Linked DNA regions of Mus musculus: region 2 is linked to region 1. Evidence: chromatin loops called from intact Hi-C (ENCODE). Cell type or tissue: left cerebral cortex. All regions are shown on one strand. Each heading gives the region's core, and the rest is flanking DNA. Links, peaks and the distances in the headings are about the cores only. Region 1 overlaps Nmnat3 (nicotinamide nucleotide adenylyltransferase 3). Region 2 overlaps Clstn2 (calsyntenin 2).

Evidence for each region. Peaks named below come from ENCODE experiments on the same cell type or tissue, not always from the same donor. Only the 100,000 strongest peaks of a DNase experiment are listed, where the experiment ranks them.
Region 2: a loop joins it to region 1, with 2.7 times the contacts of the local background. A loop is called at or near these places in 4 of 42 quality-filtered maps.

What each region holds. Positions count from the first base shown.
Region 1 is chr9:98,399,254-98,402,167 of GRCm38, reverse strand. Nmnat3 (nicotinamide nucleotide adenylyltransferase 3) reads right to left here. Exons shown (of 5, transcript NM_144533.3): 3 at 2,529-2,712. Among named protein-coding and RNA genes, the nearest start is that of Rbp1, 22 kb to the left of the region's middle. In left cerebral cortex, for the core only: no CTCF peak of the experiment used is centred there; DNase peaks (open chromatin) are centred at 402 and 1,466; H3K27ac peaks cover 1,285 bases.
Region 2 is chr9:98,029,304-98,032,217 of GRCm38, reverse strand. All of the region lies in intron 1 of Clstn2 (calsyntenin 2), which reads left to right. Among named protein-coding and RNA genes, the nearest start is that of Clstn2, 2.4 kb to the left of the region's middle. In left cerebral cortex, for the core only: a CTCF peak has its summit at 1,289 (motif pointing right); DNase peaks (open chromatin) are centred at 201, 440 and 1,315; H3K4me3 peaks cover 1,561 bases; H3K27ac peaks cover 953 bases.

The sequences.
Region 1 (2,914 bases), core at 132-2,631:
AAGTTATTGTTATGGTTGGTGACTAAGAGTAATCTCTAGGGTCCATATGTTGAAGGCTCAGGCCTTAGCTGTAGATCCAGTCATTGAAAGATGGGCTCTCATCTAAGCAGTGATGACTACTGGTAGATTTGAACTTGATAGCTTGTTTTTTTTTTCAGGAGGTGACTGAAAGTTTGAGAGTCAAGGCCTAGTTGGGGAAAATAGGTCATTGGGGATAATAAGTCTTTGGGGGCCTGGGCCTTATTCTGGGCTCCTCTCTGCTTCCTGGCCACCATGAAATGTTTAAGTTGGCTCTACCACACCCTTATGTTTTGATGTCCTGCCTCACAATGGGCCAGAAATAGCTCTGCTAGATCTGGGCTGAAAGCTTTCAAAGTGTGAACAACCACACACTCTTGTCAAATCGTTTCTTTGGGTTACTTCCCACTGTAAGGAAGAAGTGGCAGGCTGTTACCTCAGACTCTCCCGTCAAAGGTGGCCTAGACATTACGGCATCACCAGAAAAGTAAACTGCACATCGGGATGAACAGTCTCCCATGAGTCCCTCGGGGAACTGGCATCATGGTGACCTTTGTCATATTTGTTGTAGGATCCACTGTGACCACCATTAAGAGGACATTAAATGCAGATGCTGCAGGGGACAATTCCACCATGATTCTAAAACCACTTGACTTACAGTTTTAGCCTGATTTTCAACCTCTGGGGGTGGCAGCTATCCATTAGAAGAAACTATTGACTCTGTTGATAAGTTTCAACCACACCAGGACAACACAAATCATCTGGGACCTTTAAATAGATGCCTGTGGTTAGGGTCTATGCCAGCAAATCTGAAGGCCCTGGGCTTGGAGAGAGTCTTAAAGAAACTAAGTGATTTTGGCAGCCAAGATTGTGACCAGTGTCAACTGCTCTTTAAGTGACGTTAAATCCCGATTCTCTCGTTCAGTGTCTGAAGCTGTGGGGCTCAAGCCTAGATGCATGTTAGAGTCACCAGGAGCAACAGAAATAATGGATCTCTCCCCTCCTCACTCAAACCAATGTGATCACGGCCTTTGAGGAAGGACCTGGGCTGTGAACCTAGGAAGCCTGCTGTGTGTCCATTGTCCAGAAGCATTTGACTAAAGGGCACAGGGGAAAGGAGGAAGGGTGTGTTTCCTAGTATCTCTGCTCACATCTGCATTTTACAACAGAAGTACCATGAAATTACTGTACCATCGCCTATGTGTCCACAAATGGCATTCTGGTTTTGAGGACAGACCACAGCCAGCATTACAGATGTGGGGATGGCAGGTGACATTAGCATCCACTATCCACCAGCTAGTTTGTCTGCAACCATCTTATCAAAACCACACCCTGTCCTGCTAGGGAGATGCTGGTCTTATTACTTTACTGGGTGAGGAGTTGAGGCTCTGGGAGGCTGACTCACGACTTACATAAAGTCTTTCAGCTAAATCTGGCTTCAAAGCACGTTCCTGGCAACGGTGGCTCTCACAGGGATGGGGAGAAAGCCTGAGAGTTCCTGAGTCCTTATTAAAGCTAAATGGTTTGCTGGATAATCTGCTGCCTTGTTTCTGCTCCTCCCGATTAGCCTAAAGGAGCACGTGGTGGAAAAGGCTTGTTTTAAAAGACGCTCTAGGAGCATGTTTTCAGAGTGGGAGAGCTGGCTTATGCCAATGAGTGATTAAAAAGAAGAGAGCGCGTATCTACACAGCCACTAAACACTCCTATCAGTTTGGCCGCAGGTGGCTCTGGAATGGCTAAACGTTCACTGTGGTCCCTCCCGTAACAGAAGGTGCAGGACCTGTATGACTGCATAGGTCACAGCACTACAGTGCCTTCCCACAGAGCAGCCTGGCACCAGTGACAAAGCAGACTAGCCTTACTCTCCTCTGACAGCCAGGACAACTGTCGTAATGTACAGGGCTGGACCAGGGCTTTCAAACAGCTGTGCGGACTATGCTCAATGCTATTAAGGATTCAAAAGACAAAAGATAACCTGGAGTAATGATTTCTGCTCTTAAAATAGCCCCTCTCATTTTACATTAACGTCTATATCTAGCAAACAAGCTGAAGAGACAGCATATTATATATAGGCTCAGTTTTCAAACTTGTCAATGTCAGGAAATTTAAGGCGACAGTTACAGAAGGTGACTTGTTAGTCTTCTACCAGGAAAGGTATATATATATATATATATATATATATATATATATATATATATATATATATATAATATTCATTTGATTATATTGTGCTCATTTTGCAAGTGACGGAGGTCTCAGAGAGGTTAAGTCACCTGTTCAAAGTCACAGAGCTGCTAAATGGGTGACAAAGGGCCTGGTGCTGTAGTCCAAGGAACACAAGACTCTCCCAAATAGCAGACGATTCTCCCTTAGTTTTGCCCAGGGATCCATCTGAAAAGATTCTGCCAGTCTCCTCCCCTGTCAGCAGAGGCGTTTCTTTGGCCTTGGCTGGGGCCACCTCAGCACTGTCGCATTCTTTCATGCTGCAGGTGAACACACGACTCTGTTACCTCAGCACCTTCACCGTTTCCATCCACTGCGCCTGCTCACTCTCCCAGGGGTCCACCCGAATCCAGTCAGATGTCTGCAGGGCCAGCCGGGCCATGGCCACTCGGTGATGGGAAGCCACCAGGTCTTTCTTCCCATAGCTGTCATTGACGGGTGAGATGATGCCCTCAATCACCTGGTACCTTCCTACGGAGAATAGGGATAGACACTTGTCACCTGGCAGCACAGTGCAGGCAGCTGCTCAGGGTTTACGCCTCCATCCTGAGTGTGTGCAGACCCTGCGGGGCCCTCCTGGTGGGTCAAGAGCTTGCAAGAAAGGACCAGGGTGCTACCTCAGTGACCCCGTTTCTCCCCTCCAGTGTCCTCTATGCCTCAGAGTGGAAGCTTT
Region 2 (2,914 bases), core at 124-2,623, 370 kb after region 1:
CTTTATAGTTGATCTTGACCTCTCTAATCCTCTAAGATTCTCCTGAACGCTGGCGTTATCAGGGGAACCTGAAGCCCGCAAGCCCCAGACTTTGACAGCTGTCTGGGAGCGCTGGGAGAAGCGCAGGTTGGGGAGCCTGCATCTGGAGGGCGGGTCTGGAACAGAAGGTCACGCGGTAGCCAAAAGCTGGGAAGCATCGCAGGAGCCCAATTGGGGTGGATGATGGTGGGCTCAGGGAGACTGTAGCAGATTGCAGGATGGAGCGTTTGGCTTAAGTGGTAACTTGTTGATTCTCTGCACTGTTGACGAGGAGGGCGTGCTTTTGATTTCTGCCAGGTGAACGGGTGACATATGGTCCTTGGAATTCTGTCTGGCGATATTTTGAAAACAGAGTTTTTGTCCTTGTTGGAAAAAGATTCCCAAGTAGAGACAGCTTGATTTAGAGGTTTGTTGGCTGAGCTGGTATGAAAAGCACAGCAGCCTGGATCTCTCCGGAGACAGGGCAATTGGGGAAGCAGGCCATTCCATTTGCCTTGTCTGGACTTTGAGAGCGGCCTCTCCTGACATTTGCAAGTGATAAATTTGGGAAAAGAGGTGCTCCTATTCTTTTTAATCTATTGATTTCTGGTGACATAAAATGGAAAAGATTTTATGCACAGGTGTCTTTCTAACACGTACCTCTCCTCTTCCTCAAGGAGTTTCTTTTTCCCTTTCTTTCTTTCTTCCTTTCTTTCTTTCTTTCTTTCTTCCTTTTTTCTTTCTTTCTTTTTTTCTTTTTTTGAGAAGACAGAAAAATTCATCATGAAAATGTCTTTTTAAAAGTGGTATGGTAAAAGGTTGTCTGTATGAAGGGACCAATGTACTATGCTGTTGCTGTTGTTCTGGTGAAAATAAGGATAGAAACCGAGCGTCCGAACAGTCTGTTCTTCCAGTACGGACACTTTGACAGGTAGGCAGATTTCATCCTTTCAGGGGAGCTCACGGTGAGTAAGGATTAGAGAAGGAGTAATTTGGGAAGAGAGCCCCTCCTGTAACACCTTGCTGAGTTTGCCAAGAATGGGAAATGAGAGGAGAGGGAGAGAACAAAAAGCCACAACAAATGCAGGCTTCCACAGGTCTAGATTATGTAAATAATTGTATATAAAATAATTTAAATCCGTAATTTTCTTCCCTTAGAATATATCCATTTCACATTTAAAGCTATTTGTCATTCTACTCTAAAAGTTTTATTGGCCTTGAGAATAGGAGCTACTCTGGATTCTCCTTGTCTTTCCCCTTCAAGCCACAAGGGGGCTGCAAAGAGCACCATTTATTTATTTATTTATTTATTTATTTAATTTATTTATTTCGAAACAAGGACTATTTGGTCACAACAGACACATTTATTATAACAGTTTATTTAACATTTACAGGTCAGACTTTCTTTATTTCAGTGCACTTGAAGTTTACATTTCTAAATTGTACAACCCCTGAGGACTATTTGGGAGGAACAATAAAACTGAGTTTTGCACGTAACACACACTGCCTCTGATAGCGCTGTTTTGTAAGGCTTCTATCATTTCTATTCCCATCGTTAAAAAGGAGAAGACTCAGGAGGGCCCTTGAGAGAGACTGAACAGAGAGACAGCTGTCTTTCTCAGTGCACTTCCGAGTTCACGGGTAGAAAGAAGACAACCAGGAGTGTGCATGACGATGCCTTAGCTGAGGGGTACAGACCTTGTGAGTTGGACACACCCTCTAAATAACTTTTTACAGGTGTTCTGCTGGTCTCAAATTCCTGTGAGGTGGCACATCTGAATACCAGTGTGTTCTGCTTTTGCATTTCTTACTTCTTGCTGCAGGGGACCTAGAAGCTAACTCCTGACCACTGCTGGGGTTTTCCACCTAAGGTTGAGCTTCCAGTGCAGCCATGTTCCAGAAGCAGACATGAATAAAGTAGCCGGGCAGTTAAAACTGCTTCCTCATCTTCCTATGCTTAGGATACACATAAAAACAAGCCCTTCTTGGATTCCTATACACACACACACACACACACACACACACACACACACACACTATGAACAATGCTTGGGAATTATTCTAGAGAAAGGCACAATGTATCAGAGAAAGACGATGAGCTCCAGAAGTCACCTGAAGGTTTATGTTACGTTTAATAAAATGCCAGTGACCTTATAACCTCAAGGACTCAGTATGCATTCTCTTCCTAGGTGCCAGACTGCAGGGATAGAGATCGCTCAGCACAGCCCTTGCGTATAGAGCATCAGTTACTACAGGCTCACCTGGTGAGCACGTACGTAAAGCAGGCCTGTGTGTGAGGCAGAAATCAGAAGTTGCTTGTACCTGTGGGAACCAGTGTTCTTGATCAAGGAAGCCGCACTATCCTTTCATCCACAGACTGAAAACCACTTTTGAGGACTGCACAATATTGCATATGGCAGCCCCTGCCCTAAAGGGTGATGTGCACTCCTGCAGGGAATTGTCCTCAATCATCTTGGGCAAGTAGCACGTGGCTCTTAAAGGGGCCATAAAGTTGCCGCTGCAGCTCAAACACAAGGGCCCAACATATTTCTCAGCATCGAACTAGAGTTTACTCTCACCTGCAGTTGTCCCTAGTCACCTCTGCTCTTATGGTCAGCTTTATTATCATTATCACCCAAGTGTGGTCACAAGGGGGCATGATCTTCTCTAGGAACCTTCCTGGGATGGCCCCTCCTAGCAAGTCATGCCTATGTTTCCTTGCCTGATCGCAGACTGATCTGTGGGTGTTCAGGGCTTCTCTGTATTGCTTGGGCTGGCCTTGAGTTGTGCAATGCGCAGCCAGTAGTGTTTGGCTTAGTGTGCACACCTGAATGCAGTCCTGGATTGTACCCCCCTCCTTTTTTGACATAGACATTTTTGATTTTTCTCTTGTCCT